2 separate regions of the Mus musculus genome follow, and region 2 is linked to region 1. The links are chromatin contacts, found by Hi-C or POLR2A ChIA-PET in ENCODE. All regions are on one chromosome and are shown on one strand. Each heading gives the region's core, a stretch centred on a gene start or an enhancer-like site at or near the end of the contact. The rest is flanking DNA. Distances are from core to core; before and after follow the strand shown.

What was found. A loop is a pair of places that touch in the nucleus more often than their neighbours do. ChIA-PET counts read pairs that join two places held with the same protein, here RNA polymerase II (POLR2A).
Region 2: a map of heart shows a loop between it and region 1 (5-fold over the local background). The contact joins the promoter of Mrpl39 here to the promoter of Jam2 in region 1. A Hi-C loop is called at or near these places in 13 of 37 maps with a recorded cell type or tissue (T-helper 1 cell, gastrocnemius, heart and 1 more). POLR2A ChIA-PET finds 5 or more read pairs at or near these places in 4 of 5 experiments (all embryonic stem cell).

The regions. Positions count from the first base shown.
Region 1 is chr16:84,770,360-84,776,909 of GRCm38, reverse strand. It overlaps Jam2 (junction adhesion molecule 2), which reads right to left and starts at 2,787. Exons shown (of 10, transcript NM_023844.5): 1 at 2,357-2,787. The coding sequence starts at 2,423.
Region 2 is chr16:84,730,633-84,736,900 of GRCm38, reverse strand. It overlaps Mrpl39 (mitochondrial ribosomal protein L39), which reads left to right and starts at 1,657. Exons shown (of 10, transcript NM_017404.5): 1 at 1,657-1,747; 2 at 2,288-2,494; 3 at 4,420-4,559; 4 at 5,974-6,073. The coding sequence starts at 1,684.

The sequences.
Region 1 (6,550 bases), core at 1,538-4,037:
GCGCAAGCTTATACATGTGTGTTTATGTCATGTAAGTCCTCATTTCTAGCCCTTGCTTCCTACCTCTGAGACTGACTGTCGCCCTCATTCCTTGATAATTTTTGGAGATATTCTCACCATAATCCAGGCTGTCCTTGAATCCTTTGTGGCCTTGAATGGTCTGTCTGCCTCCTGCCCGCCTGCTGAGATTATAGTCATGTATCACCAACCAACCCAGCCTCTGTCCGTTAGTGTGAGCTGAAAATATCGACATTTCTTTAAAACAGTATAGTGTGGAATTGAGGATAGCACAGTAGGGAGCCCTTGCAGCAAGCTGACACACACTGCCTCCACCAGGCCAAGAAGGTTAAAAGCATAGTGACAGGTCATGTCCCCTGGATTAGGAGAGGATGAAAATGTCTTTCCTTTCTCTTCCTTCTTCCTCCAAAAACCCTATGACATCATTTAACCACAAATGAAGCATCTGAGATATACCAGTTGAAGGAAATTTAACAGCGTAATTAACCAGCACCTGTCAAGGTCATAAAAAACAAGGGGTGTCTGAAATACTGCCACAGCCAAGAGGAGCATAAAGGAAGAAGACCGTTAATCCAAATGTGGTATCCCGGGACAGAAAAGGACATTCCATAAGAATGAGGAAGATCTAAGCAGAGTATCCCATGTGACACTATATAATAATAAGACTGTAATGGTGGTAACTGGGTATAGAGTATATGGGAACTATCTATGCTAATGTCCCCTTTCTTTACAGCTGAATTGTTTTTGAAAGTTTTAAATGTGTTAAAAGGGAAGAAAACACGCTTGAAATGCCAGACCTTCTGGCACTGAGGGAACAGTATGAGAAAGGTCCCGTGCTGCTTCCCAACTTCTTCCTTACAGGTATCAGAGTTAGTGGAGCCTGCCGATAACCTAGATATGGAAGAACTCATTCTACACATTCAGTATTAGCCTTCGCTGGCTTCTGGATTGACTACGCTGGAATGACAAACGGCATCTATTGTTTCTATTTTGATGACAGAATGGGAATAACAGAGAAAAACTATTTTATTTTTAAATGACTCCTGTTAAAGTGAGACTTAAAAGCTCAGAGGAACACAGAACTTTTCACCTTAACTTTTTGTTTTTTTAGTTACGCTACCTCCAGATTCCAGCTTCGTCGCTGATTTTCATACTCAGTACATTACCTCTCAAACCCTAAGTGTTCCGTTTGATACCAGCTGATATTTCAGCATGCATAAAGATTTCATTGCGAATGTCAACTTCCTGGCTTGATATATACCTCCCCCTGAGTCAGCAGGCACCCTGTTCGGGTTCTGAGCGGCAAATCGTTTTGTGAGCCCCCATCACTTTGGTCTGAGAAAAAGCCTCAGCGTTAGTGTTAAGACGTTCGTCGGGCAGAATAATTGAACTACTATTAAGTACTGTGACTAGAACTTGAACCTCAACAATAACACATTTACCCCTCCCTAGTGAAGAAACCAACAGAACAAAAGATAACAGGGAGGGGGAGGGTGTTTATCATCATCATCAACAACAACAACAACAACAACAACAAGGACTTCCTCACTTAAAAATAGATAGTAATTTCCTACCTTTTCCTAAAAAGTTAACGCGAAGAAAACAAAAATCAAATTTCAAATCACATTAGGCCAGCACCCGCGCAAATCCTCTTTCAAAGTACCCAGAGAAACTAAACTGGCTTTGGGACGCCTCCGCAGCTATGCCAGCTGCCAGCTCGCTCATTCATCGCCTGCGCCTTTCTAACAATCCTAACAGCCAGTCCCGCTGGCTGGACATCCCCTGAGGACACGGCAGCTGGCTGGAGCGGACAGACTTCTCTAAGCCGGTTTTGCAGGCGTAAAGGCGAAAAGCTACTGGGGCTCAGCTAATTTCACCCCGCTACCGCCTCTAAAGTGCTTTACCCAGCACCTTGCCCGGGGCAGCTGGGACCGTAACCACTGATCCCTCAGCCGCAGCTACTTAAGAGTGGCCTTCGCCAACCCCGGATGCCATCTTTCTTGGGCTCTTCGCATCTTGAATACTTAGAGAGTTTTGCATTCTGATCACGTCCCGGTGTCTTTGAAAACTTCCTCGGACTTTGCAAGGAGATGAGGATCGTCTGTTTTCTTCAATTCTTAACTGCCCAGATCCAACACTATTTACAAGACGCACAGGACTTCAGTCTCCCTGCCCAGAGCCTGCCCTCATCCAGATTACCCTCCGTGCTCCCAGACTGCAAAGCCTGGCGCCCCGAGACAGACCCCCTAGCACTGAGCGCCATGCCTGCAGGCGAGGGTCCCGGAGGCTGGTATAGCCAGACCGGAGGGTGGAAAGGACTGTTACCCCAGAGACTTACAGTCCAGGGCGACGATCAAGTAGTGTAGCAGCAGCAGCATCAGGAGGCCTTGGGGGCTCCTCGCCATCTACGCGGGCGCCAGCTGGCTGCCTAGCTGAGGGTCCCCCTGCAGGAGCGCGACAGGCGGCTGGGTCTCCCAGCACTTCGCCCGGCGGCGGAGCAGAGGAGGTCCCTGAGAGGTGGAAGCAGAGGGGCGGGTCCTGTCCCGATGTCAGTCTCTCCGGTCTGGGGTGTCTCCAGCGACTGTCGTGGGGGCAGGTCTTCTGGCCCTAGGACGTGGTGTCTGGGACAGTCCTTCTTTTGAAGGGTGGAAGAGGGTTGAGGGGAGGGCGTGGACGCGGGACGCGGTGTCCGCAGGGTCCTAAGCGAGTGGCGGCAGAGGACTAGCCTCTTGAGGGAGAACCCTGCAGGTCGGCCCCCCGCCCCCAGACTGATCCGCTTTGTGTCTAGTCCCGCGCTAGGCTGCCAGCTGTCCCCAGGGCGAGGAGCTGGGGGCAGGAGGAGCGCAGCCGGGTGGGATGGGCAGGGTGTGTGTGTGTTGGGAGCGGTAGTGGCTCGGTCTGTCTCGCCATGTCTCTCCTCTTGGCGCAAAAAAACTTCCTTTTCAGTGTTTTGCCTAGCGTGGGAGATATTTTTTGGAAAATTTCTATCTAGCGGACAAAACCGCTGGCGAAGCGCTCTTAAAGTATAGGGGCATGAGCTCAGCCCCTGCCTCTAGAAAGGGGGGGTGGGGAGGGGCGGAGGGGGCGGGGGACAAAGGCATCACTCAAGTTGCAAGTCAGGTCCCAGATTTTATCATCAGGCTTAGCCTCTTCTGGCTTCAAGTCCGTCCTCCCCGTCCCCCCAACCCCTTAGAGAGTTAAGGTGTGTTCTGGGCTCTTGGCTTCTTAGTTGTCATCTGGAAGTTCATCTAACGGTGTGAAATATTTATCTTGTTTCTTCCCCGTTATGTAACTGCCGCCTGTGGAGTTTTCCACATGTTAAAACTCTACAGCTGCCCTTTTGTCAGGTTTATTTTTGGTCTCATGTGCTTTTAAAAGGGAAATCCATTATGAATGCTCCAGTGCGTGCTTTAAAATTGACCCGCACTTCGGAAGCGTGCACTTGCAAAGGCGATTTTCACATTTCCTCTCCAGAACTGATGGCTGGGGCATTCAAGAAAATTGACCCGTCTGTGTAAAGGCCGTTGTCAGGTGAAGACATTTTTTAAAATCGTTTTAAATAAAGCTAAATAATAAATAATTATGTGTAGAGGATGGCTGATTTAGTGGTGGACCACTTACAAAGAATTGAGCCAGCCTTGCGGACAAAGGCTTAAGATATACTTAGATATGCAGAGCTGTGAGGAATGAGGCATCCCCACTGTTGCCTGGGCAACAGTGATGAAAGCTTTGGCCCTCATGGGGAAGGGGAGGGGACAGAAGACCCCTGAGGGCAAGAAAAGCAAAGTTAAAAAAAAAAAAAAAAAAAAAGGCAAAAATGGAGCTGGTAGCCCAAACTCACAAACAGTAAGGGAGTAAGGGTGTCATCTAACTTAAGACTTAAGGCAAAAAAAAAAAAAAAAAAAAAAAAAGACTTAAGGCCTGTGCTCAGAGACAGGTTAAGTCAATTGTCCTTGACAATCCAATTAAAAGAGTCAAATTAGTCGTGAAAACTGAGAAGAGAAAGGGAGAGATATTGATTGATTGATTGATTGATTCGATATAGCCACATTGTAGAGTTCCAGTGAACCCCAAGTCTGTCTTTGGGGCCCTGAAGTGAGATAAAATACAGAGCCAAGGATCCACACATCCATGCAGCCCACATCTAAGCCATTGTCTGGTCTTCAGTCTCGTCCTATAGGGTGGTAAGACAGGTTCTTAGAACCACGGGAATTGTGAGTGGCCCCTCTAGATGGCGCCTCCCCCTTCTCTCGGATGAGATGCCTTGGGGAAATATCCATTGCCTTGGCATTGTTTGCTTCAGTGGTTCTGATGTTGAGAGTGAGAGACGCATGTGCCTCTTTAGAGACTGTTTAATCTGTTTTCTTAGATTAATCTGTCATTTTGTTGTTGGTGTTTTATGGGTCTGGGGTCACTCAGAGATTCACCATGACCATAAATAAATTTTAATAGAAAGAGGGTGTTTTTTGTTTTTGTTTATTTGTTTGCCAAAACAGCATCTGAGAGTGATCCCAAGACACAGCCTCTAGACAAAGCAGCCTAAGGCATACAAAGGCAAACCCCACACGATTATACCTATAGGCAGCGTCTAATTTAACATATATGTTTTGTATTGGTCCTAGTCATATTTTTTGAGCAGAGTAATCAAGTTTGATTACGAAGGCAGAAATTGAAGTTGACCTACTACTTGCTAGAACAGCAAATTTTATACGACCAGTCTCTTTAAGATTAATCTTTAATGTCTGGGAGAAGTGGGCTTGTAGGGTAGAGCCTGTACAAGCTAAGGCCTTGCATGTTAGAGGCATTTTTTTTCTTTTTTTGGTCTCTCAAGCATAGTAAATATAAACTTTAAATGTAATGTCAACCATCATAGTTGCTGTTGGTTATTTGAGACAAGCTCTCTCTATATATAGCTCTGGCTGTCCTGGAACTCACTCTGTAGACCAGGCTGACCTCGAACTCATAGAGATCTGCTTCCCTCTGTTTCCTTGTACCACCACAGCGGACCCAAAATTTTAATACATTTTTACAAGACGAAGTTGTTATAGTCCTTCTCCCTCATCTTTGCTATAACTCTGTCTTTTTTGCTCTTCCTTAAAAAAAAAATCATGAAAAAAAAAAAGACAGAGAGCTTATTCTGTGACATTCTATTTAGTCATTGACTCATTCATTAACAAGCTGGCCAAGGCATCTGTCCAATGGCTACAGTGTATCTCCAGGGAGAGCACTGAGTAAGACCAAGCTTTGCTCTTAATAAACTCACAGTCTCCAGGAGTGAGACAGTTCCATTTGTAAATATTTCTAACATCACATGATAACTGTTGGGATGGGGGCCACAACAGCTGGCTTTATTTTATGCTTTCGTAATGGTAGAGTTTAAAAGTAGCAATACTTAATCTTCCCCAAAGGAGGAAATGTTAGCATTCCCACTTTACAGATGAGGAAAACTGGGCTGAGAGGTGCCCCGTGGCTCACCCAAAGTCAAGGAAAAGGGGATGGTCTCCCTGATGGGCATGAGGTCAGGGCTGTATTTCTTAGGTCTTCAAATATGGACTATTGGAAAGGAAAGAAGTAAAGGGTGGACATTTCAGGTAGGACAAATAGTAGTGGTGATAGCTGGGAGATCTAAAACTGGGGTTTGCTTAGGAGAACCAAGACTCTCCAGCCCTAGAATATAAACGGAATTGGACAGAGGACATAGCAGGGGAAAAGCGAGAGACTGGGTTACGTAAGAATGCTATTCAGCACGGTACTACTGACTCTGGACGTCATGCTGCAGGAAATGAGTCCTTTGAAAGCAATGTGGCAGGGGAGGAGAAGATACAGGTTAACTAAAGCAGCGTCATACCACATAGCTCAGGTGCTATTAACAAGGCCACCTGGGACGGCAGGTTTGCTCCTAACTCATTCCTTACAGTTTAGATTTATCTTTCCTGTGTTCTTTCTCTGGGGTTTCCTTTCCCTCTCTCCCCTCTCCATCCACCCTCCTCTCCCTCCTCCTTCCCTTCCTTATTTTGTTTTTCAGACAAGGTATCACTATTGTAGCCCTGGCTGTCCTGGACTTCACTCTGTAGACCAAGCTGGCTTTGAACCCAGAGCTTCAGAGATTTGCCTGCCTCTGCAGCCTAACTGCTGGGATTCAAGACATGCGCCCCCCCCCCCCCCCCCCCCCGCCACCACCAAGCTGGCTCTCATCTCACTTCTTACTGTAGCTACTTATGTGCCCCCCAACACACACACACACACACACACACACACACACACACACACACACACACACAGTTTGATCTCATTGACTTTCACAGCTTCCTTTGTCTTCCAGAACCGTCTCCTGCCTCAAACTTTCAATCCCCCTGCCTCTCTACAATGACCAGCATAAGCACCGTATTTTAGAACTCTGTTATCCAGTATAGTAGGCTCTAGAATCAGATGACTATGTAAGTTTGAATTTAATTTAATTTTAAAATTCAATTCTTCGGTCCTACTTGCCACACTTGTTGTTTCCAATAGACACTTTGGTGGAAAAGGAGGT
Region 2 (6,268 bases), core at 408-2,907, 39 kb after region 1:
AGGAGGAGGAGGAGGAGGAGGAGTGGCTCAGTTGTTCTTGCAGCGCAAAACCATCTGTAACTTCATTTCCAAGGGATCTGATGCCCTCTTCCGACCTTCTCTAGCACCAGGCAAGCATAGACAGGTATGCAGGAAAAAAATTATACATATTTTGAAGGAACTCTTGGTCAAAAGTCTATCTTGGGTAGGTCTCTCCAACTCTCCAAACGTTGCTTGGCAGACATTCAAGGCAGTTGTGTGGGTTAATAAACAGTTTTATAATTAGCATATATTCAGTACTTGTTGGTCAGTATCACCTGTGGCATCCTTCCAGCAAAATTACTTTCTGCGATAGTAGACGCTCCAATCAGCTGTGTGCAGATGTGCTTATGATTAATTTTTCTCAAGCTAACGTCCAGAGGATTGTTTTAAATGTGGCCGTGAACTATAGTTTTCGGGGTGGGGTGAAATGGACACAATCTCTAAAAGCTGTGAAGCTGAAAGCTTTCAGGGGAACCATAGAACATTTAAGGAAGAAACACACATGCACGCTCACACGCGCGCACACTTTTCCAGAGTTGATTTAGAACTTCTATTGTTAGGAAAAGGTGTGTTAAGTAGCTAAAGGCTTCTCCAGCTCCTACCTAAGCCTTCTTGAGGAGGGATTGCAGGCATCAGTCACTATTCTCGGCCGAGGACTTTACATGAGATAGGCCAGTACAATATTGAATGGTTGAATCCAAATTTATACTTACATGTCTTGCCTTAAAGATGAGGAAAGGTCTTAACACTTTCCCTATGCAATTGTAAACATGTATTATTTGGGCCAAGGAGACAGCACATTTGTGTGGCATAAAACATAGCATTTGTGACCGAGCTTACCCTTCCGCCTGGTGGCAGTGTGTGCTCCACCACAAGTTAAAAGTAGGGATCATGTGAAAATTCCTGACTAAATTTATAAAACTATATTGGTTCATTGGTTCAGCTTTGCAGAAGTAAAGAATGCTGCTCCAACGGGAACGTGCTGGCACCACAAAGGCGTTAGATGTAGCAGTGTGTTTTTACCAACCGTCATAACAAATATTTGCTGAGCTGCCAAGCACGGTTTGCGTTTCTGGGATACATCCAGGGACGAGACACAGATTCCCGGTTACTCCGTGCAGTCGTGCCTAGATCATTCGGAAAAGAGTTCTAGGACGTTCTTTGCAAAATCAACACGACGTGTTTCCAAGAGCCCAGGAACGTGGCCGACTAAACGGTGAACCGGGTTCAGCCCCACTGCAGCCGACCTGAAACTCACTTTTGCAAACCTCTTTTATTTCCACCCTCTAGAGTTGTACCCGGCGTGGCTGGCCAGACTGTCAAAGACGTAACGCAAAGAGTCCTCCTCTAATTTTTTTCTGCCGGGAATCTGGAACCCTCGTGAGACAAAGGCGCCTGTGTGACTCCTCTGTCCAATAGACACTTCTGCGACTCCTCAGGGCAGCCGGTCGTCCCCGAGCCAAGGACAAGACTCGCAGCGCGGCCAAGGGTGAGCCATCCAAGGAGAGGCGCGCATGCGCCCCCGCGTGGCTCGGCGCGCTCCTAGCATCCGGTCCCGAGCTGATCAGTCCTACGGAACCTCCGCCGCGGGTTCCGCGTTTCCGGGGGAAGAGGGACGAGAAGGACCGGGACGCCGAGCTACCTTGGCTACTTCGGGAAGCCATGGCTACCGCGGTGGGAAGGCTGGTTCTTCGGCGGCCCGGCGCGGGCGGCGGGGCTCGCTGGAGTGAGTTTTTTGTGTTCCCGGTGTGGGAAGACAATCTGGGGTGCAGGAATCAGGGAAAGAGAAGGGATGCGGGCATGGGCGGCTCTTGTGGGGGGTTTTAGGAGCCCCAGTCTTCGGCAAACATGTCCCCATCTCCCAGGGAGTGAGGACTCGCGCTTGCCTAGCCAAGTCCCTTGCTTTGGGGTGTGGAAGAAAAGTTCAGCATTTCTCATGCTAGCTATTGATCGTTTGGACACGGGGATTCCGCCTTCCTGGAGCGTTCTCCTCCCCTCCAGACCGTTTCCAACTACAACTTTGCTCTCCTTCCCAATCGAGTCTGGTTTTAGGACGCCACTGAGGAAATCGGTGGTGATGTGAGAGTAAATCAGAGCCCAGCGTTTTTGTTTTTTGTTTTTTCGTTGTTGGATCCTAAATTATTAACATTATAAAGTGGTTCAAGTTTGCCTCAGTCGAATTTTTGACTTATGTTCTGCAAAATTCTACCGTTTTCAATACTTGTTACAGGTCCAGAGTAAACTACGTACTTTGCTTTCTTAATAGGATTTATAGCGACGTCGCCAGCTGCCGAGCTGTCACCCACGGAGCTGACAGAAATGCGGAATGATCTGTTTAACAGAGAGAAAAGCAGGCAGTTATCGTTAACCCCCCGAACGGAGAAGATCGAAGTTAAGCATGTTGGGAAAACTGATCCCGGCACTGTCTTCGTGATGAATAAAAACATCTCAACCCCTTACAGTTGTGCCATGCGTAAGCAGCAGAACAATGTTGACCATTTTACACGCGCTGTGCAGAGCACTGCAGAGGGGAACATGCTGTCATTACTTGGCGAAGCTGTAGAATTTATTTGCAGCCATTTTGCCACCCACTGTCCCCTTTGTTTTGTGGGTACGGTGGGTATCGTAGCATTTCTCTGCTGTACAGGTTGTCTCCCTAGTTTGTCTGAATATGACTATGTAATATGCATGTTCTGGGAGCATTTATCTAGCAGGTCTCATTAAAGTATTTTGAGGGTTGTTTTTTTGGTTTGTTTTGGTTTGTTTTTTTCTTGAGTTTTCATTTATTCTACCTTTATCTTTTTAGTTTTTTTTTTCCCCCCGAGTATATGTCTCATCTCCTTCCTACTTGTCCCATGTTGTGGTTTTATCTAGTATAGGTACTAAATGTGTGAATGGAAACATAAGTATAGTGAATGCTGACGTTAATTGTTTTGTTTCTATTGTTAGAGAGGTCGTTGGCTGTAAAGGTACTGATAGGATTTGGATAGGGCTTCCATAGATAGGATATTTAAACTGAAATATCTCCCGAATAGTAGATAGGCACGGTTGGCTGTTGTTTAGCTTTTTAAAAGACTCTGTAATAGTACCATTAGGGTAATTGACAGCATTGGTTCTAGGTAAGGCTCTGATGTGTACTCAGTCTCCACTCTGGCAGTTAAACAAGCACTGGTGATAATGACTCATTTGATTTTCATGTATTTCGTAGCACATGCTGTGTGGTAGACAGTAGGGGATTATAGAGGAGAGTAAGACAAGCCTAAGGCCCTAATGGGACTCTGTACACACCATATGCAGAGATGAAGTTTCTGAGCCACCCCCATCACGACCTCTAAGACCTTTGTTATGGAACGTATGTACTAATTGATATGTCAGACTCTAGTTTGATAATTTTTGTGAATATGTGTAAAATATGTATTCAGGGTTAGAATTTTCTTAGATAATGGAACTGATTAGAGGTCATTGGTTTACAATCAATTCACATTTATAATTTTACAGAGGTAACTATACTATTTAATTTGAAATGTCCGTGTCATGAGAGAGTGGAAGAAAGGTGGTTTGGGGGCAAGACTCTAGGTTAATTTAAGCAGATTTATGTGTGTGTGTGCAGATACTGTACTTGGTGGGTTTTGTGTGTCATCTCGACACAAGCTATCGTCATCAGAGAGAAAGGAGCCTCAACTGTCTCTATGAGATCCAGCTGTAAGGCATTTTTCTCAATTAATGATCAGTTGGGGAGGGCTCAGTCCATGGTGGGTGGTGCCATCCTGGGCTGCTGGTCCTGGGTTCTGTAAGAAAGCAGGCTGAGCAAGGCATGAGAAGCAAGCCAGTATGCAGCACCTCTCCGTGGTTTCTGCACCAGCTCCTGCCCCTCAGGACCCAGCCCTGCTGGCCTTTCCCCAGTGATGGATTATGATTCTGGACGTATAAGCCGAATAAACCTTTCCCTCCTCAACTGACTTTTTGGTTATGGAGTTTTATGGCAGAAATAGAAGCCTAGACTCAGACAGATATATTTTCCTTTTCTTTTAAATTGTGGGTACATCAATCCATGGATTCACGTTGTTTCTCTTTAAATATTTGCTTATAGCTCTTTGAAGATTGTTTTGTTAATTGTAGATTAAATTCAGACTAGACTTAGCTTTAATAGATATTGTTAAAGGTTTTGGTAATTTTGTTAAAAATGACTTTGCATGTGGATTTTTAAAAAAAAATTCACATATATATGTATACACACACACACACACATATATATGTCATAAATACATAATATTTCTGCAAAAGTAATCCCCAGAATTTTGCTTCAATTGTTCTGTTTCATAATGTAGTGCTTAAGCATGTAATCTTTCATTGTGGATTTTTTCACATTTCTATCATAAATCAATTTTCCATCCCTAGATCTGAGTGAGTGGTACTGCAGTAAGTCCATCCTGGCTCTTGTGGACGGACAACCGTGGGACATGTATAAGCCTCTGACCAAGTCTTGTGAGATCAAATTTCTTACTTTCAAAGACCCTGACCCAAAAGAAGTGAATAAGGTATTTTCCTGTCTCCTCCATTTTTTTCTTCTTCTAAATCAACCTATGTGCAATGGAGTATATAGTCTAAAAATACAGACAAACTCATATGTGGTATTCTACTAAATAGTGTTTTACTAGGTATTTTTGTAGTTCAAAATACTGGTGGTACCAACTTGTCTGTGTTTGGATTGACCGCATGTCATTTGTGCTCATAACTTTGGATAACCCTCTAAATCATCGGGAGTCCCACTCCTACTGACATAACTTGAATTTGTTCTGAAATCACCGTCTTCAGTGGATGGTTTTGGTAACTTTTTGAGTCTGTCCCACCCTCAACCTCCTGACTTTTACTGCTTAAAACACCACCTTTTATAGTTGTATTAAGTTTTATTACTGACGTTACGGGGTGTCTATATCTTTTATCTCTGAAGAGCCTGCCTTCGAGTTAAAGCTGCCATAGCTTTCTGGTGTCCACACAATGGGCCTCCAGCCTGCTGCTTTAGTATTGCCACCGGCAGGACCTTTTCCCCTCTTCCTTGCCGGATCCTGGCGATTTACACTTTATTATCTTCCCTGCTTTGCTGATGCTCTTCCTTCAGTGTAGACCACTAGTTCCCCTTTGAAATCGTGGTTTTATCTTATGGTTCTATCTATGGTTCAGTTAAAGCCATCTGCTCTGTGGAACCTACTAGGATTCTGCTAGACAAAATTCTTCAGGCTTTAGCATCCCCTGGCTAGTGTCTATAGACACAGCATTTTATATTGTTGTTGGACACACTAGATTCCTGCTTCTGTAAATGTAGAGATAATTCCTTCCTGGATCTGGTTCTTGACTTCAGATGGTAATAAACATCTGTTGAAATGACATACTTAGTGGCTGGAGAGACCGCTCAGTGGCTGGGAGCACTTGCTGCTCTTGCAGAGGACCTAGGTTCATTTCTCAGCACCCATGTGGTAGTTAACCCCCACCTGTGGTAACTCCAGTTTGCGGGGCTTCTGGCCTCCTCAGATACCCACATGCAGGAACACTAAATACACATACAATATAAAAGGAGAAATGACGAAGAAGCAGATGACAGAAGCATTAGCAGGGGTAACACTGAGTGTTTAATAAAGTGATTTCTAGGTGGTCGCTTCATCTCAAACTCTAGAGAGCAGGTGCTTTTCTTCCCACTTTCCCGTGAGTAAATGTCAAAGAGAGCTGCCACAGCTTGACCAATGTTACTGCTTATGAAGTGGTAACGTCTGGACGTGAACCCAGGTACTTTGGCAAAAGCATAGTAGGTTTTGATTGTATTGTGTCATGGGTGCAGTGGGAGAACGGGCAGGAGCTGGAAGAACGTGTGCTAAGCAAAGCGCTGGTTTAAGCGTTAATGCTGTAGAGACTTTGGTGGATCATCGTGTGCTGCACTGTGTGTGTTTCCTCCTTCAGGCGTATTGGCGTTCTTGTGCCATGATGCTGGGCTGTGTAATCGAAAGGGCATTCAAAGATGACTATGTGGTCAGCCTGGTCAGAGCACCGGAAGTTCCTGGTAATGTACACGTCACTACTTATACTTTTAAGATCTGTGAATGTTGTGGTATTTGTGTTTGATTATCTACAGAGTTTATTTCTGAATTTAGTTAGTATAAGACTGTACATGTAGTATAGACAATAAAAACACTCTGTTAGGACGAAGTGTGAATAATCTGATAAGTCAGTAATTAGGAATAAGATTAGTTACTCT